2 separate regions of the Homo sapiens genome follow, and region 1 is linked to region 2. The links are chromatin loops, found by intact Hi-C in ENCODE. Cell type or tissue: pancreas. All regions are shown on one strand. Each heading gives the region's core, and the rest is flanking DNA. Links, peaks and the distances in the headings are about the cores only.

Region 1 (14,995 bases), core at 5,541-10,540, 160 kb after region 2:
TGAATTTTCCCTGTATACCGGGCAGCAGACTAGCACGTTGAGTAAATATCTCAAGTAAAGGGTACAAATCCAGGTGGAAACAGAGAAGGAGCCTGTGACAGAAACTGTGCAGCCAGGAGAGGCCGGATCTACATGCTCAGAACACAGGGTTGTCGGCGAAGCTTCCCCGAGAGCCCACTTGGACCTGTTGTGGGAAGAGACGGCAGAGCTAAGACAAGCAGGTGGGTGCCGTGGAGGAGCCGAGAGCCGATTGCAAACAACAGCAGAGGACGTCTCCTCTGCGACTGTGGGACTCCCCTTTCCTAGGTGTCTTTTAAAGCAGAATTGATTCCCACCCTGCGGGGAGAGGGGCGTGCGGTGTGAACCTGCTGGCAAGAAGGGGAGGGAGTGAAATCTTTACAGAGCACCCTCCGTGAGGCCGGATTTTTAGAGGTAGGGATCAGGAACCACTGGGGCAGTCCCTGCAGGGGGTGGTCTGGGCTTGTGTGAAAACCTTGGCGAGGAGAGACCCATGCCAGCGACGTGGCGTCCTAAGCAGGACGTCCAGCGAGTCAGTCACCAGCGCGGGCGCCTCGTCCTGTCCATGGAACATTCTGGGCTGCGCCGCCTCCCCTGGGGGTGGGGCTGCAGGAACCCTCAGGACCCTCACGCCCTGGGGGAGGAAGAAGCCTGGGCTGAGTCCCAGTGCTTGTGGGGAAGCTCTGAGCGTGGACACCGTGGGCACTGACCACTGGGGTGAGGACCTCACCCCTTCCCTGCACGTCTGTGCTGGGCCTTGAGGGAGGAGTGAGCACAGCCCCCCCCGGCCGGCGGGGCAGCCGAGGGAAGCTTGGGGGCAGCCGGGGGGCAGCTGGGGGAAGCTGGGGGGCAGCCGGGGGGCAGCTGGGGGAAACTGGAGGGCCCCTGGGGGAAGCCGGGGGACAGCTGGGGGACAGCTGGGGGAAGCTGGGGGACAGCCGGGGGAAGCCGGGGGACAGCCGGGGGAAGCCGGGGGGCAGCCGGGGGAAGCCGGGGGACAGCCGGGGGAAGCCGGGGGGCAGCCGGGGGACAGCTGGGGGAAGCTGGGGGACAGCCGGGGGAAGCCGGGGGGCAGCCGGGGGAAGCCGGGGGACAGCTGGGGGAAGCCGGGGGGCAGCCGGGGCAGCCGGGGGAAGCCGGGGGACAGCTGGGGGAAGCTGGGGGGCAGCCAGGGGAAGCTATGAGCATGAGGAGCCAGGGGTCCCCTTGGGAGAGGAGGGAGTGTGGGTGTGGAGGGCGCCTGCTGCCCAGGCTCAGCCCCCAGAGCCAGGCCGGAGAGGGAGGGCATGGAGTCACCAAGCGCTTTAGAGCCGGATGCAGAGGTGCCTGTGTACGCATTCACTTCCACGGGAACCAGCAGCGTGTGGAGGAGGCGCAAGGGGACTGGGTGAGTCCTGCTGTGGCTCCAGTCCATGCCCGGCAGCTGTCAGGGATGCAGAGAAGGACGCGACCCCAGAGGGCCAGAATACCCCGTCCGAAACTCACTCTGGCTTCAGAGGCCGAAGGAACAAACCACATCCTCTGGAGCCAGATGGACAGAGGGCTTCTTGCCTGGCTGTTCGTTGACCTGGTGGATACTGCCACGTCCAGGTGCCTGGGAGCCCTGCACGGGGAAGGGAGGCCATTCCCCCAGGGAAGGGGGGTCCCCAGACCCCACCCCGCAACAGGGAGGAGCATTTATGGGGGTGAGACTAGGAGAGACGTGAAAAACCCTGGGTTGCTCTGGCTCGTGGGGACCTTGAGGTTTCCAGGCGGTGGGTGTGCATTCCAGGCCCATGTTTCCAGCCAGGACTTGCCTGGGGCCTCCCTGCCCCCGGCCTTCTGCACCCTGCTCAGTTTTCTTTGCAGCCAGCACATTCAGGCTGTATAAATACTGTGCTCACCTCTCCTAGAAGAGAGGCCAGGCAATGGCAGGTGCTCAGTAACACTTGAATTCCTGAAGGCATGGGTGCAGGTGAAAGTGTGAAGGGAAGAGCTTAGCTGTGGGCTACGTTTTCTAGATTGGTGGTTCCCAAATTCTGGTCCTGGAGGCCCTGAGCATTGGGTGCGGGTGATGGAGCGGGAGGCTCGTTCACAGTGCAGGCTTCTGGGTCGAACCAGGTCCTGATGAGAGAGGCTTTCCAGGAGCTGCTGTGGAAGCCACATTGTCTGATGGTGACTCCCAGGTCCACATCACCTTTTTATCTCTGTTGAGTCAGTGCTGTCACCCTGTCTTGGCTCTGCTGGGTGAGAGAGGGGTGACCACAGTCCCATGTTTGGGTCAGAGTGTTGAAGGGAGATGGAGCAGGCTTTACTGGGGCTGGGCGGGTCTCGGTACAGGAGTGTGGGGAATGAACACAGACATCTAGAGAGTATGAATTAGCAAGAGGAGCACTCATAACACCACTGTCCTGCTTAAAAATGCAAGACTCCCGAGAACCCGCCCAGAGCACAGGCTCGTCCCGCACAGCGGGAGGGACTACTCAGGGGCTGGGGTTGTCACCCACCCAATTTTATCTTTAAACATTTTCCCCATCTGTGGTTTGGTCTGGTTTTGAACTTTATATTAAGGGAATCACACTGTGTTTTTCTGATTATGGCATTGCTGTGAAGAGCCCTCCAGGCACCTGGCTTCCGGTCTCAGCTCTGATACTCAGAGGCGGTGTGATGTCCTAGCCTCAGTTTCCTGATCTGTTCAATGGATGATCATAATCTGTATGTCTTAAGTGACTGTATTAGTGAGTTAGTAGAAGTGCCACCTTTGAACACCAATGGAAGCCGTGGTTATTTGTAAGCTTGACCTGCTATTTCACTCAGTGCCGTGTTTCGGGTCCGTGCTTGCTGATGTGTGGAGAGCAGTTGGTCCACGTGTTCACTGTAGAGTGCCGTATTCCGTGATCCCGCCACAGCTGCTCTTCCAGGCCTCTTGCCTGCAGGGCGTTCATCCCCACCACCATGCTGCTCAACATGCTTACACGTGTCTCCTGGCGCCCTCTGCAAGCACGCGTTCCACTCGCTGGTTAAGCTGAGTGTTGCCCAAGTGGTGGAACCTCCTTCCTCCCTCACCTGCGGGGAGACCCTGCTGTCCCAGCCCCTTCCTCGCTCACCTGCGGGGAGACCCTGCTGTCCCAGCCCCTTCCTCGCTCACCTGCCGGGAGACCCTGCTGTCCCAGCCCCTTCCTCGCTCACCTGCGGGGAGACCCTGCTGTCCCAGCCCCTTCCTCGCTCACCTGTGGGGAGACCCTGTTGTCCTAGCCCCTTCCTCGCTCGCCCAGCTCACAGGCCCCTCTCCTGACCATGGGCACCCGCCCGCCCAGCTCACAGGCCCCTCTCCTCCACCCATCCCTTCCATGTAACGTGAACTCATTGCTCATGAAGATAAGCAAACATGGCACAAATAAGCAGCCCCCTCACCTCATGGGGACGGTTCAGAATTGGCCCAGAAAGAAGTGACCAGGATTTGGAGCACGGCCCTGAGGCCAGAATTAAGAGAGTCAACACTTCGTCCTGGGTCTGTCTCATGGGGCGGCAGCAGCCTCCTGCAGGGGAAGCGTAGTCACTCCCACACAGAGCAGGGTCGGAGCTTATCCCACAAAGGGCCAGGGAGCAAGTGTTTTAGCCCTTGTGGGACAGGAGGTAAAACTGAGGGTACGATGTAGGTACTTAGGTGGCAGCAGAGAAAGCCAAGATGACATTCAAAGCTTTAGACATGGATGTTTATTTAGCTGTCATATAATTTTCCCCTCACGAAGTCTTCTCCTTCTGCTGATTATTTTTTCAAATCTTTTGAAATATAAAATTATCCTCAGCTCACAGACACTACAAGGACAGTTGGTGGGCTACAGTTTGCTGACCCTGGCATGAAAAGCAGGTGCAGAGCAGAGCGGGTCTGGAGAGAGGGATGCAGGCTTGGGCCAGGCCTCTGGGAAGGCTGCCCGCTGCCAGCCTCAGGTGCTGCACTGCCCTATGCTCACCCTGGAAGGTGCGGGCACCGTTAGATGCTGCCAGCACACTTGGGCCTGCAGTGATTTTTGCTCGTAAATCAGTCTCTTCTATGATAAATTACTCTAGGAAATTTTCTTTTCTTGGCTGGGCATGGTGGCTCACGCCTGTAATCCCAGCATTTGGGAGGCCGAGACGGGTGGATCACCTGAGGTCAGGAGTTCATGACCAGCCTGGCCAACATGGTGAAACCCCATCTCTACTAAAAATACAAAAATCAGTAGGGTGTGGTGGCGGGTGCCTGTAATCCCAGCTGCTTGGGAGGCTTAGGCAGGAGAATTGCTTGAACCTGAGGCGGAGGTTGCAGTGAGCCGAGATTGCACCACTGCACTCCAGCCTGGGTGACAAGAGTGAAACTCCATCTCGAAAAAAAAAAGTTTCTTTTCTTGTTGCAAGCCCCAGTTAAACACTCTAACAGGGCTGATCGAAACCACGGCAGCTGCCTGCCCTTTATGGAGTGTAGGTCCGTGCCCTTGTTGTCAGGAGGGATCTACACAGAGAATAACCCAAGGCGGGTTCCAGCCCAGGGCCCAGATGGCAGCCACTGCAGAAGGCAGACGTTCACCTAAAGAAAAGGTCCCTCCTACGTTTATCATGGAGACCTCCAAGGGAGAGAGACACGTAGGTTATGCTCAGCTGGTCTGCAAGTACATCCTCATGAATAATTCCATAAAATTGTTTCTTAGGGCAAAGTTATGCTGGGCTTGAGCTGGGTTCTGATGCTCGATGTCATCAGAATTTGTTCCTCCAGGCGTGGAGATGAGTGGAGAGTGGAAGAGAAACATTAGGGGTTCAGGTTCCCAGATAACCCTGCCTATTTTAGACCCAAATGCTTCTTTTTTAAAAAAATTATATATATGTATATATATATATGTGTGTGTGTGTGTGTGTATTGTGTATATTTAAAGTATACAACATGATATTATGGGGTACAGATAGACAGTAAAAAGGTTACTATGATGAACCAAAGTACATATCCATTATCTCACCTAGTTACTCATTTTGTTTGTTTGATTTTGTGACAAGGTGGCTGTAGTAGTCTGTTTTCACACTGCTATAAAGATGCTACTTGAGACTGGGTAATTTATAAACAAAGGAGGTTTAATTGACTCACCGTTTTGCATGGCTGGTGAGGCCTCAGGAAACTTACAGTCATAGTGGAAGCTGAACAGGAAGCAAAGACCTTCTTCACACGGCAGCAGGAAAGAGAGAGAGCAAGAACAGGGAAAAGTGCCTTATACAACCTCCGGATCTCGTAAGAACTCACTCACTGTCACAGGAACAGCATGGGGGAAACAGCCCCTTAATCCAATCACTTCCCACCAGGTCCCTCCCTGAACACCTGGAGATTACAATTCAAGAAGAGGTGGGTGGGGACACACAGCCTGACCACAGCAGTGGCAAGAATCTACTCAGCATGAATTCCAAATGCTTCCTTCCCCGCAGTCCTCATGTTGTACACAAGACCTCCAGACACCTACATGTCTACATCTCTCCATGTTGTACACGAGATCTCCAGACACCTACACATTTGCTACATCTCCCCATTCCCCTCGCCCACCACGTCCCTGTAAACCACTGTTTTGTTCTTTCTGTATATTTGATTTAAAATATTTGTTTAGTTTCCACATGTGAGATTATGCAATATGTTTCCTTCTGTGTCTGGCTTATTTCACTCAGCAGAAGGATGTTCTGTAGGTTCACCCATGCAGTGGCAAAATGACAAGATCTCACTCCTTTTTAGGGCTAAATAATATTTCATGATGTGTATGTACCACAGTTTTTTTAAACCATTTGTCTGCCAATAGACACTTAAGGTTTTCTTCCCCCCCACATCTTGGCTGTTGTGAACAGTGCTGCAATAAACATGCAGGTGCAGACGTCTCTTTGAGACACTGGTTTCATGGATTTTGAATCTATATCCAGCAGAGGAAAGGCTGAGTCATATGGTGGTTCTTATTTTGAATTTTTTGAGGAAGCTTATACTGTTTTTCATAATGACTGTACCAATCTACATTTCCACCAACTGTGTACAAGAGGGAAAATTAAAAGCTTTTCCACCAAGATCTGCTATGAGGCAGGGATGCCCACTCTTGCCACTCTGTTCAACATAGCATGGAAGTCCTAGCAAGGGCAATCAAACAAGAAAAAGAAAGAAAAGGCATCCGCAGAAACGAGGAAGTAACATTATCTCCATCTGTAGAGAACATGATCATATGTGTAAAACACCTCAGAGTTCCACAAAATGAAACCAGTGTTAGAACTACTAAATGAATCCAGTTAAGTTGTAGGATATATAAATAATAACCTAGCTGAAAAAGAAATCAAGAAAACAATCCCATTTACAACACATAGAAATAAACAAAATGCCAAGGAATAAATTTAACCAAAGAGGTGAAAGATCTGTATGCAGAAAACGATGAAACATTGATGAAAGAAGTTTGAAGAAGACACAAATAAATGGAAGGATCTTGTGTTCATGACTTGAAATGATTAATATTGCAAAAATGTCCTCACTGCCCAAAGCAATGGACAGATTTAATTCAACCCCTATCAAAATCCTAGTGGCATTCTTTACAGAAATAGAAAAAAAAACTACAATGTATATGGAACATAAGAGACTCCAAATAGCCAAAACAAGAATGAGAAAGAAAAATAAAGTTGGAGGCATCACACTTCCTGATTTAAAATTATATTACAAAGCTATAGTAATCAAAACAGTACAGGACTTTCATAAAAACAGTCTCATGTACCAATGAAACAGAATAGAGAGCCCAGGAATAAATCCAAACATGGATGGTCCACTAGTTTTTGACAAGAGCACCAAGAGGACTCAATGGAGAAAAGTCAGTCTCTTCAACAAATGGTAATGGGAAAACTGGATTTCCATGTGAAAAAGAATGAAATTGGACCCTTATCTTACACCAAACAGAAAAATCAACTTAAAATGGATTAAAGACTTTGATGTAAAACCTGAAACCATAAAAATACAAGAAAAAAACAGAAGCTAAAAGCTCTTTAACATTGGCCTTGGCAGTGATTCTTGGATGTCACATCAAAAGCTCAGGCTACAAAAGCAATAAATAAATAAATGAATAAATGGGACTACATCAAACTAAAAAGCTTCTGCAAAGCAAGGGAAATAATCAACAAAATAAAACGGCAGCCCATGGATTGGGAAACCATAGACCTGATAAAGGGCTGTATGAGTCCATTCTCGCACGGCTATAAAGAAACACCTGAGACTGGGTAATTTATAAAGAAAAGAGATTTAATTGGCTCCCAGTTCTGCAGGCTGTGCAGGAGGCATGGTGCTGGCATCTGCTCAGCTTCTGGGGAGGCCTCAGGAAATTTACAGTCATGGCAGAAAGCCAACAGGGAGCTAGCATATGGCATGGCTGGAGCAGGAGAATGCCAGCACATGGCATGGCTGGAGCAGTGCTGGCATCTGCTCAACTTCTGGGAGGCCTCAGGAAACTTACAGTCACGGCGGAAGGCCAACAGGGAGCCAGCACGTGGCATGTCTGGAGCAGGAGAAAGAGGTGGGGGGAGGTGCCGCACACTTTTAAACAACCAGATCTCATGATAACTCACTCACTCACCATCCCCAGAACAGCACTGAGGGATGATACTACCCATTCATGAGAACTCTGCCCCCAAGATCTAATCACCTCCAATATTGGGGATTACAATTTAACATGAGATTTGGGTGGGACACAGAGCCAAACCATATCAAGGGTTAGTATCCAAAATGTATAAAGAACTCATACAACTCAATAGTAGAAAACCCTATTAAAAAATGGGCAAATGATCTGAATCGCCATTTTCTCCCAAGAAGACATAAAAATGTCCAACAGGTATAGGAAGAGGTGTTCAACATCAGTGGCCATCAGGGAGTTGCGAATCAAAACCACTATGAGATAACACCTCACATCCCTTAGAAGGGCTGTTACCTGGAAGTCGAAAGATAGCAAATGTTGGCTGAATGCTTTTCTTCTGCTATGATAAACGACAGAAGCATGCTCCTTGCTTTTCTGTTTTCGTCATTGGGTACACAGAGAGCAAAGCGTTCTAAAGTGGGAACACACGCCTCTACTTACCACTGATAGAACTGGCATGACTGCCCGATGATCAAGCACACACACACATGAGGCTTTTTGTGTGGATTATTATGGGCAACTGTGAGGTTCCAGAAGAGGGTAATGCACTTAAAAATGGAATAGCGAGATTCACTGAATGAACAGAACAATTTTCTTGGTGGGATTTTCCAAGCGACTGGGAAGCCCCTGCTGCCACCGTGAAGTCATCTTTACTCTGGAGAGAAACCCGGAGTGCGATACAAACCCGAACCAGGCTGGGCTCCTGAGGAGTGTCCTAGTGTGTGCTGCTTTGCAAGGCGAGAGAGCTACACACCTGCACGAGAGAACTACCTCGCCTGTGGTTTTAGGTGGAACATGAAACCCAATTTCTTAATATGCCAAAATGAATGAAGAGCAGGGGAAAAAGCCCTTTGGACACCAGAGAATGGGTGGGGCCCCTGGGAGCATCTAGTCAAGGCAGACAGAGGCAAATTATATCCACAGACTAACCACACTGGAGGAGGAATGACCCTCAAGCATTTCTCCTTTCCTTGAGGTTATCTGGCAATATGGAAATTCATTTGTCTTTCTTATTTGCCACTTAAACCACATAAACAAAATTCCAAAATTATTTTCCTCTTTAAAATGGAAAGTGCTTCTTTTCCCAGAGAACAAGGGTGATTATAGAACAATCCAGGAAGAAACAAAAATTCACACTAATTTAAAAATCAAGAAATTACCACAGTGTGGGGTGACATAAAGTGACTTCGAGGTTGCTTCCACTAATGCAAACACATAGAGCATATCCCCAACCAGAGAAGCACGGCATTAGACTTAGTTGTTGAAGATTCTCTTGGCTTTTCCATATGGATTTTGTAAAATGCTCAAGGGAAGAAATCATGTCTCCTCTGTCTTTAGGTCCTCAGTGCTAAGCACGTTGACGGATGCTTTGCATGTTAGATGAGACCAAGACATTTTTGGTGAATGAATGAATTAATATTGTGTCACCTGGAAGAGGAAACCTGATCTGCATCTATTGTTATGGATTTTTTTGTTGTAATCATCTTTTATACAAGAGTTTTAATATGAATTCTTTTTTATTATTTATTTATTGATTGATTGATTTTGAGACGGAGTCTCGCCTTGTCGCCCAGGCTGGAGTGCTATGGCGTGATCTTGGCTCGCTGCAACCTCTGCCTCCCTGTTTCAAGCGATTCTCCTGCCTCAGCCACTGGAGTAGCTGGGATTACAGGCATGTGCCACCATGCCCGGCTAATTTCTTTGTATCTTTTAGTAGAGATGGGGTTTCACCATGTTGGTCAGGCTGGTCTCGAATTTTTGACCTCGTGATCCGCCCACCTCGGCCTCCCAAAGAGTTGGGATTACAGGCGTGAGCCACTGCACCTGGCCCAATATGAATTATTTCATTTGAATCTTTGCAAAAAGCTTGCAAGGTGTGGCATATTTTCACACCCCTTTTACAGGCGGATAAACTGATGCAGAGCAGAGGGAAGTAGCTTGCCCAGGAGTCCTCTGCTCGCTGCCGACCCTGATGCAGCCTCCCTCCCCTGGGCTGCGGAGCGGGACCACAGGCTCTCCCCAGCCTTGGCTGCCATTATTTTCCTGCCAAGCCTGCACGTCGTCACTCTGGGGAGCACTCTGGCTAATGCACTCTTGGAGGTGTAGACTTAGTCACGGTAGATCTTGGCTTTCTATTGAGCAACAGTCAGTATTCTCATAATAATACAATTTAAAATCTATTTTAAAAAAGAAATACGTTTTATTTATTTTCCAATTGTTAATTAAAATAAATCCATATCACATACAATTTCGAAAGCCCAGAAAAGAAGAGCTAGAATCTCATTATTGGAACACAAATGCACTAATATTTTGGCTTAGTTTCTTCTAGCTTTGTTTTCCTGTGCCTGTCTTTTACATAGTCACAAATGCGGTAAAGGGCATTTTCTATGTTGTGTACAATGATGACCCCAGATCTTAAGGCCTGGACCATATTCTACCGAGTGGAGGTACTCAGCAGAGTTACATTACCCCTACTTTAAGGCTTTCAAATAATTTTTGAACAATTTTTATTAGAAATGGGATTTTGATGAACATATTTTATATGTAATGACGTTCCATACTTAGGATTTTTTCTTAGCTGAGATTCCTCTGTGTGGATTTAACAGGTAAAGGACATAGTATTTCTGTAGCTTTTGCCATCTGTCGTTGGGTACTTTTCCTAGAGCAATTGTTACACCACTGTAATTACAACCGGCGCAGATTAAGAATACAGTTTCCCTGTACCCTTGCCTAGAGAACAGCCTGCGATGTCTTAAAAAGTGTTCCAACCCAGTTCACTGAAAATTGATGTCATTTGTAATCCCAGCACTTTGGGAGACCGAGGCAGGTGGATCACCTGAGGTCAGGAGTTCAAGACCAGCTTGGCCAACATGGTGAAACCCCCGTCTCTACTAAAAATATAAAAAATTAGCCGGGCGTGGTGGGGGGCGCCTGTAGTTCCAGCTACTCAGGAGGCTGAGGCAGGAGAATCGCTTAAACCTGGGAGGTGGAGGTTGCAGTGAGACGAGATTGCGCCATTGCACTCCAGCCTGGGTGAGAGAGCCAGACTCCGTCTCAGTAAAGAAAAAAAAAAAAAAAAGGAGAAGACAATTGATGTCAGAGATAGGATTCAGATTCCATCTTTATTGCTTGATTAGGGATGTTGTGTTTTAATAAAAAGCCCAGGTGTCTGCAAAGAGACAAAAACAGGGACTTTTGTCTTAGGGGTGGCAGTGGGGCCCGGTGGGCAGTGCTGCCTGCATCTCTCTGGAGCTGACCTGGCCTCGTGCCACCCTGCACTGGACCCCAGGGGCACCCCCAGAGCCACCGTGCTCTGCAGACTGCAGCAGCTTCTAGAAGGAGCCTCCTGCCCTGCGTGTTGGACAGACAGCAGGGTCACTGTCAGCCCGGTCACAGCTGAACTCTGCACTTAAGGACTCGGTCCCCGCACAGCCTGGCTCCCCAAAGTCAGAGCACACGGAAACTCCAAATGCTTTGCTTCAGGTCGACACTGAGTGTGAGCCGCCTGTCTGCGTGGGTGGGTTGGACTCTTCCTCCCTGTTATGGCTGTGGGAGTCTGCACCTCCTTGGTGCGGGTGGGGTGCCCCCTGGTGTCCACGCAGGGGGGACGCGGGGATCTTCAGCCTGACCCAGGGCTCCAGAAAGAGGCAGCTGCAGAGAATCCTCCCAAAAACGCAGCAAAAGGCATCCCCTTTCCTTATGAGAATTACAGAGAAATCTCCCAGCACTTACAGCAAATGACAAACGACGCGAGGTCTCCACATCTCACATCCAGCGGCCCCGGCCACCAGGCGGTGACACGCTGTCTGCAGAAACAACCCGGGGCCACACCTAGCCCCTTCCCTTTGCTTCCGTGCCTCCCTTGGCACCTTCTTTCTGCTTCTTTTTAAATTGCTCCCTTCTTTCCTGCAGGTCTGGACTCAGGGAGACCAGGGTTCAAATTCGGGCTCCAACGGTAACATATTTTTCCCTGAGTTTGGAAACGCCCCAGGCTGCACTTTCCTCACCTGTGAGATGAATGTGCAAAAGCATCCACTTCTGGAAACGCCGAGAAGATCAAGCGTGTGAGCACCGCAGCGGACCCAGGACGGTACCTGGCAGGGGCGGCCCCAGGCAGGTGTGAGAACCTCAGCGGGCCCAGGACGGTGCCCAGCAGGGGCAGCCCCAGGCAGGTGTGAGAACCTCAGCGGGCCCAGGACGGTGCTCAGCAGGGGTGGCCCCAGGCAGGTGTGAGAACCTCAGCGGGCCCAGGACCGTGCTCAGCAGGGGTGGCCCCAGGCAGGTGTGAGAACCTCAGCGGGTGCAGGATGGTGCCTGGCAGGGGCGGCCCCAGGCAGGAGTGAGAACCTCAGCGGGCCCAGGAAGGTGCTCAGCAGGGGCGACCCCAGGCAGGAGTGAGAACCTCAGCGGGCCCAGGACGGTGCCTGGCAGGGGCGGCCCCAGGCAGGAGTGAGAACCTCAGCGGGCCCAGGACGGTGCTCAGCAGGGGCGGCCCCAGGCAGGTGTGAGAACCTCAGCGGGCCCAGGACGGTGCTCAGCAGGGGCGGCCCCAGGCAGGTGTGAGAACCTCAGCGGGCCCAGGATGGTGCTCAGCAGGGGCGGCCCCAGGCAGGTGTGGGAACCTCAGCGGGCCCAGGACGGTGCTCAGCAGGGGCGGCCCCAGGCAGGTGTGAGAACGTCAGCGGGCCCAGGACGGTGCCCAGCAGGGGCGGCCCCAGGCAGGTGTGAGAACCTCAGCGGGTGCAGGATGGTGCCTGGCAGGGGCGGCCCCAGGCAGGAGTGAGAACCTCAGTGGGCCCAGGAAGGTGCTCAGCAGGGGCGACCCCAGGCAGGAGTGAGAACCTCAGCGGGCCCAGGACGGTGCCTGGCAGGGGCGGCCCCAGGCAGGAGTGAGAACCTCAACGGGCCCAGGACGGTGCTCAGCAGGGGCGGCCCCAGGCAGGTGTGAGAACGTCAGCGGGCCCAGGACGGTGCCCGGCAGGGGTGGCCCCAGGCAGGTGTGAGAACCTCAGCTGGCCCAGGACCGTGCTCAGCAGGGGTGGCCCCAGGCAGGTGTGAGAACCTCAGCGGGCGCAGGACGGTGCCCGGCAGGGGCGGCCCCAGGCAGGAGTGAGAACCTCAGCGGCCCAGGACGGTGCCCGGCAGGGGCGGCCCCAGGCAGGTGTGAGAACCTCAGCGGGTGCAGGATGGTGCCTGGCAGGGGCGGCCCCAGGCAGGAGTGAAAACCTCAGTGGGCCCAGGAAGGTGCTCAGCAGGGGCGACCCCAGGCAGGAGTGAGAACCTCAGCAGGCCCAGGACGGTGCCTGGCAGGGGCGGCCCCAGGCAGGAGTGAGAACCTCAACGGGCCCAGGACGGTGCTCAGCAGGGGCGGCCCCAGGCAGGTGTGAGAACGTCAGCGGGCCCAGGACGGTGCCCAGCAGGGGCGGCCCCAGGCAGGTGTGGGAACCTCAGCGGGCCCAGGACGGTGCCCAGCAGGGGCGGCCCCAGGCAGGTGTGAGAACCTCAGCGGGCCCAGGACGGTGCCCAGCAGGGGCGGCCCCAGGCAGGTGTGGGAACCTCAGCGGGCCCAGGACGGTGCCCAGCAGGGGCGGCCCCAGGCAGGTGTGAGAACCTCAGCGGGCCCAGGACCGTGCTCAGCAGGGGTGGCCCCAGGCAGGTGTGAGAACCTCAGCGGGCGCAGGACGGTGCCCGGCAGGGGCGGCCCCAGGCAGGAGTGAGAACCTCAGCGGCCCAGGACGGTGCCCGGCAGGGGCGGCCCCAGGCAGGTGTGAGAACCTCAGCGGGTGCAGGATGGTGCCTGGCAGGGGCGGCCCCAGGCAGGAGTGAGAACCTCAGTGGGCCCAGGAAGGTGCTCAGCAGGGGCGACCCCAGGCAGGAGTGAGAACCTCAGCGGGCCCAGGACGGTGCCTGGCAGGGGCGGCCCCAGGCAGGAGTGAGAACCTCAACGGGCCCAGGACGGTGCTCAGCAGGGGCGGCCCCAGGCAGGTGTGAGAACGTCAGCGGGCCCAGGACGGTGCTCAGCAGGGGCGGCCCCAGGCAGGTGTGGGAACCTCAGCGGGCCCAGGACGGTGCCCAGCAGGGGCGGCCCCAGGCAGGTGTGAGAACCTCAGCGGGCCCAGGACGGTGCCCAGCAGGGGCGGCCCCAGGCAGGTGTGGGAACCTCAGCGGGCCCAGGACGGTGCCCAGCAGGGGCGGCCCCAGGCAGGTGTGAGAACCTCAGCGGGCCCAGGACGGTGCTCAGCAGGGGTGGCCCCAGGCAGGTGTGAGAACCTCAGCGGGCCCAGGACCGTGCTCAGCAGGGGTGGCCCCAGGCAGGTGTGAGAACCTCAGCGGGCGCAGGACGGTGCCCGGCAGGGGCGGCCCCAGGCAGGAGTGAGAACCTCAGCGGCCCAGGACGGTGCCCGGCAGGGGCGGCCCCAGGCAGGTGTGAGAACCTCAGCGGGCCCAGGACGGTGCTCAGCAGGGGCAGCCCTCAGTGGATGTGAGCACCCCATGCTCCGGTGCTTCCTCCTGCCAGTCCTCTTGCTCCTTGTCTCAGCTGCGTCTGTCCTCCCGCAGGACGCTCCTGTCAGACACCAATCTGAATGTTTAATTATCATCATTACTATTAAATGGTTTTGTTCTCCTAGCTAACAAATACCACTTTACTGGTGCAGCAGGGTTCTTGCTTGCACTATTGATTATCTAACACACAGAATCATTTGCATGCAGAGGTGGAAGAGACATCTTTGAGCAGCTGGCGGAACCGGCACGTTTGAGAGCTGAGCATTTGGGAAGCTTTTGCGATCTCTTAAATCAAGTGTAGCCTAAAGCTACACTGTCTGCATATTTTAAATTCAACCTACAGGTTCTCTGTAGAGGTGTAAACGGACCATAGCCTACTCTTGCACCAATCACCGAGTTTTGGCCAGTCAAAGGTGGCCAACTGTTCAAACCATGCTCAAACACCACAAGTGCCGAGATGTAACCAATTGGCTGTTTCTGCACCTCACTTCCGTCTTCTGTGCGTCTCTTTCCTTTTTCTGTCCTAAATATTCTTCCACCACGTGGCTGTGCTGGAGTCTCTCTGAACCTGTTCTGGCTCGGGAGGCTGCCTGATTCATGAACCCTTCGTTGCTCAATTAAACTCTGTTAAACTTAATTCTGCTAGAATTTTTCTTTCAACAGGGGCATTGATGAGCAGTTCGCATCAGGGATGTGTTTGGCTCACACTGGCTGGTAACGAGGACCCTTTCCCCTTCACGTGTGGGTGGGAGGAAACCGCAGGTCTTCGTACGCTGCTCATTGTAAGGGCCTGGAATTTCAGGGATGACGATACCACCTATTATGTGGATGGC
Region 2 (14,995 bases), core at 4,476-9,475:
GCACCTGACGTCCCTGCCTGCAAGGGTCAGCCGCCTCACGTGTCTTGTGCTGTGCACCTGACGTCCCTGCCTGCAAGGGTCGGCCACCTCACGTGTCCTGCGCTGTGCACCTGACGTCCCGCCTGCAAAGGTCGGCCACCTCACGTGTCCTGCGCTGTGCACCTGACGTCCCGCCTGCGAGGGTCGGCCACCTCACGTGTCCTGCGCTGTGCACCTGACGTCCCGCCTGCGAGGGTCGGCCGCCTCACGTGTCCTGCGCTGTGCACCTGACGTCCCGCCTGCGAGGGTCGGCCGCCTCACGTGTCCTGCGCTGTGCACCTGACGTCCCGCCTGCGAGGGTCGGCCGCCTCACGTGTCCTGCGCTGTGCACCTGACGTCCCGCCTGCGAGGGTCTGCCTCCACGTGCGTCCTGCGATCTGTTCAACTTTGCACGTTTGGCAGCCAGTGTTGGGAGGCACATTGTAGGTGTTCAATCAGCTCCAGTCCCATGGCACGGGGGCTGGGCCGGGTGCAGGTAGAAAGGTTTGGAATTCAGGAATCTGGCAGGCTGGCAGTCATGCCACCATCCAGGAGGGAGACTGAGGGGTTGCAGGCAGGTGGCAGGCGGACCTTGAGGTCAGGGCACAGCCAGTTCCCTAGAGGAGGTGATAGTTGAGGCAGGCCTTGAGACAGTATGTTGTTAGCTGTAGGTGCTCAGTAAATGCCAAGAGTAAGGCTGCCAACACGTAGCGAGAGCATGGCATTTGCCTGGCACTGTCACTTTCTCATGGAGGGCTCATGCTGGTTCAGGGAGGTGGGATTATCTCCACAGTCCCCCGTGACAGAGGAAGACATGGTGGCTTGGGGGCATGCAGGCAGCTCGCAGGAGGTGGGGCTGGATGTCAGTGGCACCTGCGTGACTCCGGAAGCCACGTGGTTACCCCTGTGCTCACTCGAGGGGGTAACTGTTAGGATGAAGTGAAAAGAGCCACCACATTGTAAATGGTTTGTGTTTAAGGTGCTGGTTTTAAAACTTTGTGTAAATGTCCTGAGTTGGCTTTTCTGCCCCTGCCCCTCGCCCTTGGGCAGGTCCTCAGCAGAGCTCCAGGGTCAGGCTCCATGCAGGGCTCAAGCCACTGCCTGCGATGGACTCAGGAGCCCTGAACTCTTTTCGATTTAAAATCACTGGGCTTGTGGAGAGAAATGGGAGGGTTCGCTTTTTTTTTTTTTTTTTTAACTGGAGGATTATTACAAGGTGTGCATGGTCCAGGCATTCTGCCCCTTCAGATACCAAAACTATGGTGAGTGTGTGTGTGTGTACGCGTGTATGAGAGAGAGGGAGAAATAGGAACGATATGAGGATAAATTTGAATCATATATTCACCTAATGAATAGCCTCCTTTAATTGGGGTGACTTAGTGCCTGGGGAGGCTTCTTGGGGAGGGCATAAGATGTTCGGGACTCACAGCCTTGAGGAGAAGGTGGGCAGCCATCCACCTGGGGTTTCTGCCCAGCAGGTGTTCTGTGAGCTGAAAGCTGACAGGCTATGGTTGTGTCCTGAGTGTGGGCCACAGTGACACCCCCATACCAGCATTTGGCTGGTGAGAAATCTGCCTTTTGAGGCTTCCCAGGCACACCATATGATTAAATACTGCTCAGAAGGATATAGTCCCTTCATTATAAAAAATTAGAATACATACTAACTCTTTCTTCTCCATTGGGAATAAAAAGCAAACTCCACCTCCTTCCCATCCCCACCCTAAGTTCAGGTTTTGCACAGTCCCAGGTTGGGAGGGAAGTGCTGTGACCTCTGAGGGGAGTGCCTGGGGCTGATGACTTTGGGGGCTGCTGTGCCTCTTCTCTTCCGACTCCTAAAGACAACCTTTTGGTCCTTGGAGGACTTCTGGGGCTGAAGTGCTATGTGGCTTTTTTGTTGTTGTTGTTGTTGTTAAATTATCTTTAAAATATTTACATGTGTGTTTAATTTCCCAGAGTTTTGCCATCTGTTACACGCTCGGTACTGCTGGAGTTCAGCAGCTGTGGGCATGAAGAAGCGGTTCCCTGGGACCCCGCCCTCCCCACCGTGGGCATCGTTAATTACAGTGTACTCTTCCAACTCCCTTCCACTAAGAATGAGCCTTTTGTTAGCAGTGCTCAGATGATCATCCCACCGGAAATTTGTTTTTAAGCACCCAGGTCTCTAAAGACCGTGCTTCTCTCTCACTGGGAGTGCTGCATTAGCCTAAGACATCTTTAATTATAGGCCACGGAAAAAAATACCAACACCCTAACAGTATATTTTTCTCTTAACAAGAACAAACTTAATTTCCTCAGGCTAAGCCACAAGAGCAGATTTGTACTTGAAAGTCACGTGGAAAACAATGGGGGCCTCTGCCTCGGTGCTGTGTGAGGGAGGTGTCACCTGCCTGTTTCCAGAAAGCCCAGGGTGCAGCCCCCAGCGGTGTCCACGCATCTCTGAACCGTTTCCTGTTCCCAGGAAACAAGAGGAACCCTGGAAAGCCACAGCAGCGATGGATTCCAATGCAGTGTATCTAGGAGTTCCGCATTAATTTAAAAAGGTAGATGTCTCATCCCTGTTGCATGTTTGAATCTCTAATTAATGTCATGGGAAATATGTTAGTTAACAAAACGTCATAGAAGATGTCAAGGAGCACCCGCCCTGTGACAGCGTAATGCTGGGTGCCCGCGGCCGCGCTGGGAAAACAGACGCGCACACACATTCTCCATGTGGTGGGTCCAGAGCGATACGAAAGCTCCCGAGGGCGCCGCGTGGGGTCCTGCGGGGGCTTCCTAGAGGCGGCGGGAGTGGGAAGGGAAGGATAGCCGGAGGGATGAGGGCCTGGCCTGGCCGTGGGGTGGGAGAGAGGACGGGTGGGACGGGCAGTGGGGCTGCAGGCATCTGAGATGAGATGCCCTGTTGGAGAGCGAGGCCCCTCTCAGCCAGAAAATGGGAGCCACTGAAAGTTTAAAAACAAAGAAATCACATGGGCAGCCTCCAACTTCGGCGAGTCCGACTTCGGCGAGTCCTGTGTGGCAGGAGATGGGCTGGCAGGAGCGGGAGGAAGGTCTCCGTGAGTGACCATCAGGACACGAAGGCAGGAAGCTCAGACACGCTGATCCTTCCACATGAAGCAGAAAGGAGGGAGGACCCCACTTTTAACAGAGCAGTGATTCTGAAGCCACGGACCCGATAAGGACCTCAGCAGAGCCGAGGGAGGGGGGAACTCAGCTGTGGCCTAGACGAGCACCGCAGGTGGTTGAGAGGGGCCGGGGTGCAACCAGGGGACGCCCTGGGACGGAACCCAGCAGACAGTCTGGGCTGGAGACAGGGTTTGGGAACGGGGGCAGGAAACGGTCAGGCATTGCCCAGGGAGAGTTTGTGGCGGGAGAAGAGGCGAATCCCTGCGGTGCGGGGAGCTGGTGTTGAAGAGAAAGGTGGAGTTGGGGGACTCCTACAGAAGATATGGGCCTGGTGGGCAGGAGGGCATCCCGGAACCAGGGGGCAGAGCTGCTGGGAAGAAGGAGGGCCCGTGCCGTGGGAGGAGGACGAGGCGCAAAGTTCAGGAAGGAAGGACCTGGAGCCGGGCCGGAGCCTTGGAGGGAGGAGAGAGGGGAGGCCGGAGTTGGAGCGTCCACCACGGTGACCGCTGTTCCCACCAGGCACTGCCCAGGGGCTGCCCATTTTCCTTCAGTCCCCACGGGGGATGTTGTGATTTGACAGGTGAGGAGAGCAAGTCTCCTAGACAGGTCGTTTTCCCAAGGCCGTGCAGTTCCCACAAGTTCAAATGTGACCTGCGTCGGGCAACTCCAAAACACTGCCGCCGTCAGCTCCAGGTGGCCCTGCAGGGAGGGGTCCCCGGTGTCCTCTGTGAATTGGAATCGGAGGCTGACTCCTCAGAGTGTGAGAAGCTGGCGGGCCTGGCGGCTGGGGACGTGCTGCGGTGTGCGTGTATCGGGCTGAAGACCTGCCAGGTTGGACGTCCCTGCCGTGAGTGGTGTCCTCAGAGGCCGCGGTTCTCTGCAGCAGCCCTGGGCAGTCTGCAGCAGGGAAACCTCTGGTCGAGTGGGTCCAGGGGGAGCCTTGGTGGCCAAGTCTGCTGTGTGGCCGCAGTAGAATCCTGAGCCTGGGTGAGGGGGAAGAGCAGAAGTTTCCTTCCCACATTTCTGGAGGCTGGGGGTGCAAGATCAAGGCGCCGGCGTCCCCGGGGCCTCCTGGCTGTGTTCTTGGAGGCTAGAGGGCGCTGGAGGCCGCAGGAAGCCTCTTGTGTGACGGCCTTGATCCCCTTCACTGGGAGGAGACCTGGAGCTAGTCATCCTCCAACACTATCACGTCGGCAACGCCTGGGTCTTGGAGGGGACACATTCGAACCTCAGCCAGGTACAAGCAGGTAAGGCAGAGAAATGGGGGTGCAGCTTCTGGGGGCTCGAGAGCCTCAGAGGAGCTTTCCACACCTCAGTGCCCAGTTCCCACCTGCCATGGCATCCTCAGGATGGGAAGGGTCCCTGCCGATGAGTCCCCCTTGCTGGCACAGCCTCTCCCTTTCCCCGGAAGCCGACTTGAGCAAGCAGTCGGCTCACACCACATTCCTCACTACCCCCTTCCTGGGCCTCCTCCTTGATTGCCTGGCACATCTGCCCCGACACCCACCTGTAAACCGCAAGGCCAGGCACCCTGGGGCCTCTTCCTGACCGTGCCCCCGACACCTCACAGAGTGTTTGCACGTGAGATGTTTGGTGGCTTGTGACTCCATGATGGCCTCGCCCCATCCCTGTCATGCAGTGTCTCTGCAAATCCACCATGACCCCACCCTGCCATGTGGCATCCCTGCAGCCCCCTGGAGCTGCTCCCCTTGAGGTCCTCAGTGACCTCCTGAGGGTTGGTTAACGTAAGGTGAATTCCAGCCCTAAACCCCCCTGGGGTCAGAATCTCCTGTTAGACACGCTCATAGCTCCTGCAACTTTTCCTTGATGTCACTTGTTAACCGGCTTGCATAATGAGTTACTTAGTAAATGGTGATGTGTCCCGTCTTTGCTACAGTCTCTGCTCCACACGGGCCGGGCAGCGTCTGAGTGGGTCCTCTGCCTCCCGGTGAGGGCAGTGCCAGGCTCAGGGTGGACCTTGGGCTCAGCAAGTGCTCCCAGCAGCCCTACCATGGCAGCCCCCACTCCTTCCAGTGACAGAAACAGGCTCTCTTTGGCTTTGCCGACAACATTCTCTTATGGTTTTCCTCCCTCCTCCTCCCCCTGCTCCATGGATGAAGTGCAGGAAGTCCGAATCTCGTCTTGACTCTGCGTGATATTTCTCTAGCCCTGAGCACACTTCCAGCTCACTGTTTAAATGAGGTGGGGTGGGCCACATGGTCTCTGGAACCTTTCTGTGAACCCCCTAAGGTACAGCTTGGAGCTTGTTCCAGGGGTAAGCCTTCATGTGGGGAGTGGTCTCTAAGGCCCCCCATTCTGGATGTGTGGATTATCATACTTATTATTATTGTTTTCTGGGAATAGAGTCTGGCACTTTCATCAAATTCTCAAAGGGTTCTGGCTCCCCAAGAAACATAAGAACTGCGGGTTTGTGGCTCCCGCGAGCCCAGATCACATCTGCCGGTTACCCCGAGGTCCCCCAGGATCACGTCTGCCGGTCACCCCGAGGTCCCCATCTTCCTCTGTGAGTTAGAATTGGAGGCTGATTCCTGTTGGGGGTATGCAAGTTCTTCAGGGACCACAGCTTTTGTCTGCTAAGACCTTAAAAAGGAGACACAGATTGGGCACCCTCTAGATGCTGAGCCCTAGGACGGGGGCTGGCATCTTCCGTCTCTTTAAGTCCTCACATCTGCCTGGAAGTGGGCACCATCACCCCCTTTTACAGAAACTGAAAGGCCAGGATCAAATGCTTGGTAGAGTCAAAGCTGAGATTTTAATCCATGTCTCCAGATTATTTTAATTGTTTTCCTTGTTCTGCCATAGATGTTAAATTGCTGGCAGATAAAAAAGCATGGTGATGTGATGGGCACGTTCTTATAAAAGCTTTATTACTAAATTTTTAGTTTCAAAATGTCATTTATTTACTGAAACTCTTGATTTATTTACGGAAACAGCTTGATTTTTAAACGGATCATGTTCTTGCTATTGCTCAATGGCACCAGCTTTTCTTTAACGTACAGGGCAGATAACAGCCCGTGAAGCTGAGCAATCCGTGCTTGTGAATTTGGCTTTTAGAACTTTGCTTTCTACCTAGGCAGGATGTGTTATTAGGCAGAGTTTTGAGTCAATAGTGCATTGTGCCCAGAAGACCCAGAGGGCTTTAGATCACTTGAGGTTGTGGCAGGTACGGTTGCTGGTGCCAACACAAATAGCCCGTGTGTTTACCCAGCACAAAGACGTGAAGCTGGCCGTGACTTCCTGACAGCCATCCCAAAGGAAAGGCAGGAAGAGGGCAAGAGATCCACCTGCAGTATCGTGACGGAAGTTTTCACGTTGTTAAAAAAGTATTCGACTTTCTATTGAATTACAATACGAAGAACAATATGCACAAAACTTTTTTCCCTCAGAAAACTCCCAGACTGAGGAGAAATTTGTCTCCTTCCCCAGATGAACTCCGCGTAACGTGGCTGAGTGCAGCGACCCCATCTCCTCCCCCGAACAGGTGAACGCATCCCCCTGCCCTGGGCTGGCTGGCAACCAAACACGTAGTAACTCTGGATTCAGAGTTCGAGATTCAGAACTGAGTGGACTTTAGACAAGCATAGAGCGATGCTGGGAACTCTCCCACCGGGTTTGGAGCCACGTGGAGGTAGCGTGGGGAGGAAAAGCTGCTGCAAGAAGAAACCACGTGGAGGTAGCGTGGGGAGGAAAAGCTGCTTCAAGAAGAAAGGACGCAGGGGAGGAGCAGGGAGGCAAGGGTCTGAGTGGAATGCGGTTGCAGCCAGGGGCTCCGTGGGCACAGGCCCAGGCTGGACCTGGGAATGGGCCGCATGGCCTCCAGTTGTGCTTGGCTGTGAATGCCCAGGTGAGCTTAAGGGCTGGCAAGATGTTGCCAGGAGACCAGAGACACCAGACCCTGGCAAGTCCATGCCACCCCTCTGCCTTTTGGAAGCCCCTTCCCTATGCATCAGGTGGAACTGAACACGGTGAGCATCTGCCTGAGGACCCCGTGCTACCTGAACACGGTGAGCATCTACCTGAGGACCCCGTGCTACCTGAACACGGTGAGCATCTACCAGAGGACCCCGTGCTACCTGAACATGGTGAGCATCTACCTGAGGACCCCATGCTACCTGAGCAGGTGAAGATGATTCAGCCGCAGTGAGCTGAGTGAGTGGACCAAACAAACTTGCTTCTCGCTGTGATCTGGGGGTGGAGGCTCTTGAGGACGACATGATTCATTGCAGATTTGCACCCTCCATGGTGACATGAATAACCCACTCTCTGAGATCTCACAAGTACAGGCCACAGCCCAGCCAGCCTGGGGGCCAGCAGGGCCCCAGCAGCTTGGTGACCCCTTCACCCGAGCAGGGCCTGTGGGGGTGGGGAGGGTGGGAAGGAGCTTCTGCTGTGGTCCCTTCCTCATCCTGCTGAGTCCAGGAATCCCAGGAACAGATCAGCCTCTTCCTGGCTTCAGTGCGCATGTATTTCAGCCTGCTCCATGGTGTTCAGCATTGCTGCCCACTGCAAGACTGCAAAGCAGAGAACTGGCCCTGTGGCGTCCATGGTCTCTTATATTTCTGTGATTGAGGGGACTCACCGATCTTATTATAACCGGATAACCGGCATTCAGGGAGAGCTGCCCTCAGAAAGCAGGAGAGGGACTGGGTTGATTCCCTTGTCTCATGTCCTGTGAATTTTCTGCAGAAGGGAAGCTGGCTGGAGGTGCCATGGCTTGTGGTGTGTTGGCCCCTTCACTCATTACAAGTGGCAGTGTGTGCTTTTCGGATAATCCCCGCTGCAACCCTGTGAGGAAGGGGCTGTTGTTGTCTTGCCCATTTTTCAGATGGGGAAATGGAGGTACACGTGGCCAGGGAGGAGCCCACTTGGAGCACTGCCCACCCTTCCCACAAAACGGCAGCTGCCCTCCGTGGTGACAGCTCATGTGCTGTGCATGCCCTGACCATCACCTCTGGTGTCTCCCCTCACTTCTTTGGAAGACCCTCCTACTGGGACTCTAAGGGCTGAGGGGTCTGTGAGGGACCCCCTGTGCGGGTGGCCCTCGTGGGATTCCCTCAGCCCTGCCCAGTGGCCTCCCTCAGTCCTGTGCCCAGGTCCCTTGGTGCTGTCTGCCAGTGACCATCACAGCTGGTCCTGCAAAGCACTAAGCCTTCAGCTCCTGCCTTCAAGAGCTGCCTGCAGAGGATGCACGGAAAAGAGGTAGAGAAGTTGGCCGTGCTCCCTTCTCCCTCACCCCCAGGGCTTGCCTCACCCCAGGCATCCTCTGGGAGTTTAGAATTCTTCCACTCGTCCACACTGCCCATGGACACACAGGCCTCGGTGCTGCTCTGCAACCCCCGTCAGACACCTGGGGAGGTGATCCCTTAAGGACATATCTTCCTGGACTAAAAGGCTGAGGATTGATTGTGTCGCTGTCTCAGAGGAGGGCTCGCTCCCAGCACAGGTGTCGCTCAGGGATCCTGTGTGAAAGGCAGGCAGGGTGTTTGCTGAGCTTGGTGGCTTCTCTTTGACATCGCTAAAGTACAGATGGCTGTGCTGAGTGGAAGCGGCCCCGCCCTGAGACATTCTGGGGTGGAGGCCCTGGCCAGGGCCCGGTGGTGCAGCTCATCCACGTGCCCTCCTTAGCCGCCACACCAGGGGATGGACCAGGGCAGTGGCTCAGGCCTTTTGGGGCTGGAGAAGCCGGGACCCAGCTGCTGGGTCTCCATGCCGGAGAGAAAGGAAGAGGGCAGGCCCCCTTGTGCAGTCAAAACTGGCATTGAGTTAAAGTAATCCTCCGTCAACTGAGACAAGTTAAAACCCACACTGAGCACTGCGCGTTCCTGGTGGCATTAAGCTTCTCAGTGTTCACGGAGAGGCAGCCTGGAGGTTGGGCTACACAGGCTGCGAGACGGTGCATAAGACCAGATGGTGGCTCCTCAAAAAGTTAAATGTAGAATGACAATTTGACTCAGCAATTCCACTGCTGGGCGTAGACCCAAAAGAAGTGAAAGCAGAGACTCGAAGGATGTCTGTCCACCCGTGTTCACCGCAGCCCTGTGTCCAACAGCCAAAGGTGGAAGCAGCCCCGTGTTCCTGGGTGGGTGGATGGGTGGATAGGTGGGCGAGTGGGTGGGTGGATGGATTAACATGGTGCAGTTCACACATACGATGGGGTCTTAAGCAGCCTCAGAAAGGAAGGAAATCAAAGTATTTTACCCCAAAATATATTTCTTTGACAGATGTTTATTATTACCATTTATTTATTTATTTTTTAAGATGGGGTCGCTTTCTGTCACCCAAGCTGGAGTGCAGTGGTGCAATCTTGGCTCACTGCAACCTCCGCCTCCTGGGCTAAAGCAATTCTCCCACCTCAGCCTCCCAAGCAGTTGTGACCACAGATGCGTGCCACCACAGCTGGCTAAGTTTTTGTATTTTTGGTAGAGACAGGGTTTCACCATGTTGCCCAGGCTGCTCTTGAACTCCTGAGCTCAAGTGATCCACCCACCTTGGCCTCCCAAAGTGCTGGGATTACAGGCATGAGCCACTGTGCCCAGCCTCTTTGATATATTTTAAAATGTCCCTGCAAAGCTTTCTCTTGTGGGGAAAGTCTACATTCTCTAGAGAACCCCCCTCCCTTTCCAAGTCTTTTTCCTGATCCAGGAAAGAATCCTCTAAGAGTCTGGCACCTTTTAAGTCTGATAGGAAACACTAACCATCTGTTCTTTCTAAAACCTGCTACCTGGAGCCTGCATCTGCATGATAAGAACCTTGGTCTCCACAACCCCTTATCCTGACCCAGACACTGCCTTCTATTGGTTCTAGGTCTTTGGATAAACTCTTTCAGCCAATTGCCAATCAGACAATCTTTGAATCCACCTATGACCTAAAAGCCCTCTCTGCCCTTTGAGTTGTCCCACCTTTCTGGATTGAACCAACGTACACTTCATGTGTGCTGATTGATGTCTTCTGTCTCCCTAAAATGCATACAAACCAAGCTTTGCCCCGACCACCTTTGGAATGTGTTCTCAGGACCTCCTGGGCTGTGTCACGAGCTATGGTCACTCACATTTGGCTCGGAATAAATCTCTCCAAATATTTTAGAGTTTGGCTGTTTTCATTGACACTCCTAAGGCAGGGCTGTGGCAACTGGGCTGCTGTGAGCTCTGAATCTGAGGGACAGTCCTGGACAGAAGCAAATGGACGACTCCAAGGAGTCTAAGGCAGACAGTGGGAGGGATGCGGCTGACACAGTGCCAGGCCAGGCCCATACGGGGCTGTCCGAGTTATTCCCACCAAACTCCTGGAAAAATGCAAAACATTGCAGGTTACCCTTGAGCCCAGGGCAAAGGCCCTTTGACCTTCTTGGGCAATCCTGCTGCAAGTACGATGACGTATCGGAAATGAACCATTGGTGCACAGATCATAAGGCACAGTTGTAACCTACCATAAACAGAAAGTATCTGAGACAGGTCTCAATCAATGTAGAGGTTTATTTTGCCAAGACTGAGGATGTGCCTGGGAAAAAGGAACACAAAACCACAGGAACATCTGAGATTTCTGCTTTGTCCAAGCAGGGTTTGGGGACTTCAATATTTAAAGTGGAAAGAGAAGGCAGTAGGGGAAAGAGGGAAAAAAAGTTGGGAGGGGATAGGAAAAAGGGGCAATGGCTGTATTCTTTCGAGGCCTTGATCAGCATTCACTGAATCCACATTTTACATAGGAGGCAGCAGAGGAATAGTCAATTACACATTGTCTCACTCTGTGAACCTGCACTAATAGGCATTTGTCTCAGGTGGGCGGAGGGATGACTCCTGGTCCCGTCTTTCTCCTGTACCTGTGAAGATAAACTGGTAATTTACATTGTCGGGGTGAAATTCAACAGAACTCTTTTAGGGTAAAGATCGTGGGGCCCACAAGGAATTTCCCTGTGAACAAATTGTGAAGGAGACCCCCCAAGGGAGGGATGTGGCCTTTTATCTTTGAAGGTACAAAAATGACAGGCAGTTTTGTGTGGCCAAAGGTCAAAAGCCCCTGCTGGCTGTGGAGTCTTGCATGTATTTTTGTTTACTGTTGTCCTCATCTGGACTCGGCCTGTTTTTATGATGGCCACAAGAGGACCTCAGCACTCAGGCGAGGCTTCAGAGCTCAGAGCCAGGTGGCCACCTGCTGCCTCGCCCGTGTGGACGGGGGATGCCCTCCTCTCAGAGACGCATATGGACCAAGTTGTCTCTGCTGGTATCCAAACTTCTTCTCCACAGGCCCGTGGGGAGGCCTCAAACCCAAGACCCCCACCCAACTTGGGTCAATCAGGTAAGCTAGGAATGGAAGAGAACTGGAATATTCAGGCACCGTTTTCCTTCCATAGCTGACAGCTGAATACTGATTTAGTTACCACGAAGAAAGAGGGGAATGTGGGTGGCAGACCTAGGTGGCCTCCCTGGAATTCCATGTCCCAAGTGGTCCTTCAATTGCAATGTGAATACAGCTGTGGTACCTCAGTCAAGATTCCTGCCTTTTTGTGAATCCACCTTCCTGCACTGCAATGGACGTGTGGCTTCTTGGTGCCTGGCCTCCACGAATCCGACTCCTGGCAGCCCCTGACTTCTTTTGGGGGATTCCTCCTGCTCCCACTCTCAGGTCATGCAGGTTCAGTGGAATGGATTCGGGTTCCATCTCCAGGGAAGCAAGAGGTCAAGCCTGGAATCCTCTGAAGAAAGGGTTTGGTTCAGCCATGAATGTTTTGCTCAAGTTAGACTAATCAGAATCAGGATTTAATTCTGGGGTTTTGGTGTGAACTGAGTGAAGCAGCAGGATGTAGTCCTGCCATTTTTCAGGGACAAGAGAGGCGTGGTCTCAGAAGAGAGCTAACACAGAGAGGGATAATCTAGGGGAGGGAAAGGAGAGATCAGAGCATATCTGAGCACTTGAGGTCTGTCCTGGCTTGCTCAGGCCTCCACAACCAAGTACCATGAACTGGGCAGCTTATCCAATGGAAACTTCCTGTCTCTGTCCTGGAGACTAGAAGTACAAGATCAAGGTGTTACCTGGACCCTGTGGCTCAGGTCGCGGCCTCCTTAAGGGATTTGCTATTTCCTTTGTGATTTATTGATCCAGTGGTGTTCAAGAGTGTATGGTTTAATTTCCACGTATTTTGAATTCAAGTAGTGTGATATTTTTCCAGCTCTGTGGTTTTTGCTCAAGATTGCTTTGGTTACTTGGGGTCTTTTGTGGTTCCATAAGAAATTAAGGGGTTTTTTTTAATCCTGTGAAAAATGTTATTGGAATTTTGTTAGGGATTGCATTGAATCTTTAATCACTTTGGGGAGTATGGACATTTTAACAATATTAATTCTTTCAATTCATGAACATGGAATATCTTTACATCTTTTTATAAAAACTTCTTCAGTTTTTCTCACCAGTGTTTTATAGTTTTCAGTGTACAGATATTTCACCTCCTTAGTTAAACTTATTCCTAAGTATTTCTCTAGCTATTGTAAATTGAATTGTTTTCTTAATTTCTTTTTTAAATATATTGTTAGTATACAGCAATGCTACTGATTTTTGTGTGTTGATTTTTTATCCTTCAACTTTACTGAATTTGTTTGTTAGTTCTAACAGTTTTTTAAAGCTATAGTAATCAAAACAATATGGCAGTGGCACAAAAAACATACATATAGACCAGTGGAACAAAACAGAGAGCCCAGAAATAATCCATGCTTTTACAGTTCATTGACTTTCAACAAAGAACACACAATGGGGAAAGGACAGTCTCTTCAATAAATGGTGTTGGGAAAACTGGATATCCACATATAGAAGAATGAAATTAGACCCTTACCTCACACCAGACACAAAAATCAACTAAAAATGGATTAAAGACTTAAACATAAGAACTGAAACTGTAAAGCTACTATAAGAAAACACAAGGAGAAACCTCCATGACATTGGCCAGGGCAATGAATTTTTTTAATATGAATCCTAAAAGCACTGGCAACAAAAGCAAAAATAGATAAATGGGATTACATCAAGCTAAAAAGCTTCTGCACAGTGAAGAAAATAATCAACAGAGTGAAGAGACAACCTGTGGAACAGGATAAAATATTTGCAAACTATGCATCCAATAATGGGTTAATATCAAAAATATATGAGGGATTCAAACAACTCAGTGGCAAGAAAACAAATAATCTGATTAGAAAATGAACAAGAAACCTGAATGGATATTTCTCAAAAGAAGACAAACGTTTCTCAAAAGGACATATGGATGGCCAAAAGGTATATGAAAAAATGCTCAACATCACTAATCATCAAGAAAATGCACAATGAAATATCACCTCACTTCTGTTAGGAGAGCTGTTATCAAAAAGATAACATGTTGGCAAAGATGAAGAGAAAAGGGAAGCCTTGTAGACTGTTGGTGGGAATGTAGATTAGTACAGCTATTGTGGAAAACAGCATGAAACTTCCTCAAAATATTAACAAAAGAACAACCACATGATTTGGCAATTCCACTTCTGAGTATATATCCAAAGGAAATGAAATCAGTATGTTGAAGACATATCTGCACTCCATGTTCATTACAGCATTATTTACAGTAGCTAAGATTCTAAAATCAACCTAAGCGTCTGCCAACAGATAAATGGATAAAGAAAATGTTACTATATATACACAATGGAATACTATACAGCCTTTAAGAAGAAAGAAATTCTGTCACTTGTGACAATATGGGTGGAATTGGAGAACATTATACTAAGTGAAATAAGCCAGGCAGAGAAAGACAAATACTGCATGATCTTATTTATATGTGACATTTATAAAAGGTAAATGCATAGGAGAAGAGAGTAGAATGATGGTTCTTAGAGGATACAGGGGGATGGGGGGCCCTAACGGGGCAGGATGGCGGCACCTCGGTTCTGGCCTGACATCTGTGCCCTGGCTGATGCAGGAGCAGGGAGGCCCTGACGGGGCAGGACGGTGACACCTCCTCTCCACACCTCTGCAGCAGAAGATCGTGCCTCCTGGTGGGGATGATTATTGATTAAAGCATCTGAATTCAATCAGAAGCTGTTTCCTGGTGCTCACATGTGTTTTCATTACCAACAGACCTGATCATTCTCTTTCCTTCCCTCTATTGATTTAAAAAGAGCAGCCTGGCCAAAGAATAAAGAAAGCAGCCCAGCACACACACACACACACCCCCACACATGCATGCACCATCCCCCCCCCTACACACCCCTCCCACATGCACATGTGTGTGCGCACATACACATGCACGCACAGGAGCCAACATACTGTAACTTTTCTGTGTTTTAGAAAACTCCTCTGTTTGTTTAGGTTATGGGTAGAAGGACTTGGGAACCTTGATAACCTCTGACTACTGTGTCCCCAACTGGGTGCTGTGTGGTGGCTCCCTGCTGCAAATAAATGGACTCTCCTTTTATTCACGATTCATGCCTCGAATAAAGACAGCAGCAGATAGTACATCTCTTTGAAAGATTTCTTTGCAACATGGATTCGGCCTTGAGAATTGTTCGATGTAAGCATGACTGAAATTTTGACAGAAAGATATTTAAACACAGGTCCAAATGCGGAATGATTCAGAAACAAGGATAGGTACAGATAAATCACCCTTCTTGACCGTAGAGATACAAACTATTGGATTCTGAACAACCATTAAGAGTATTTACCTTTATTTTCTTTGATTTTTGTGAAGACAAAAAACATTGAGATATGTGAATTTATTGTTTTTAAACATGTTTTATCTCTTCCTCAAATATCCCTACTTCTCTCCAATAGGAAGCCAGGATGGTACATTTCCTAGTATCTACTTTCACACGCAGACCACATCCATACCCGT

Evidence for each region. Peaks named below come from ENCODE experiments on the same cell type or tissue, not always from the same donor. Only the 100,000 strongest peaks of a DNase experiment are listed, where the experiment ranks them.
Region 1: it touches region 2 in a loop (3-fold over the local background); 9 of 110 quality-filtered maps call a loop at or near these places.

What each region holds. Positions count from the first base shown.
Region 1 is chr6:168,344,877-168,359,871 of GRCh38, forward strand. No RefSeq gene overlaps it. Among named protein-coding and RNA genes, the nearest start is that of DACT2, 33 kb to the left of the region's middle. RefSeq lists enhancers at 2,634-3,134, 13,469-14,448. In pancreas, for the core only: no CTCF peak of the experiment used is centred there; no DNase peak of the experiment used is centred there.
Region 2 is chr6:168,190,301-168,205,295 of GRCh38, forward strand. No RefSeq gene overlaps it. Among named protein-coding and RNA genes, the nearest start is that of FRMD1, 120 kb to the left of the region's middle. RefSeq lists enhancers at 1-624, 3,094-3,661, 3,918-4,567, 4,568-5,216. In pancreas, for the core only: no CTCF peak of the experiment used is centred there; a DNase peak (open chromatin) is centred at 6,975; H3K27ac peaks cover 1,933 bases.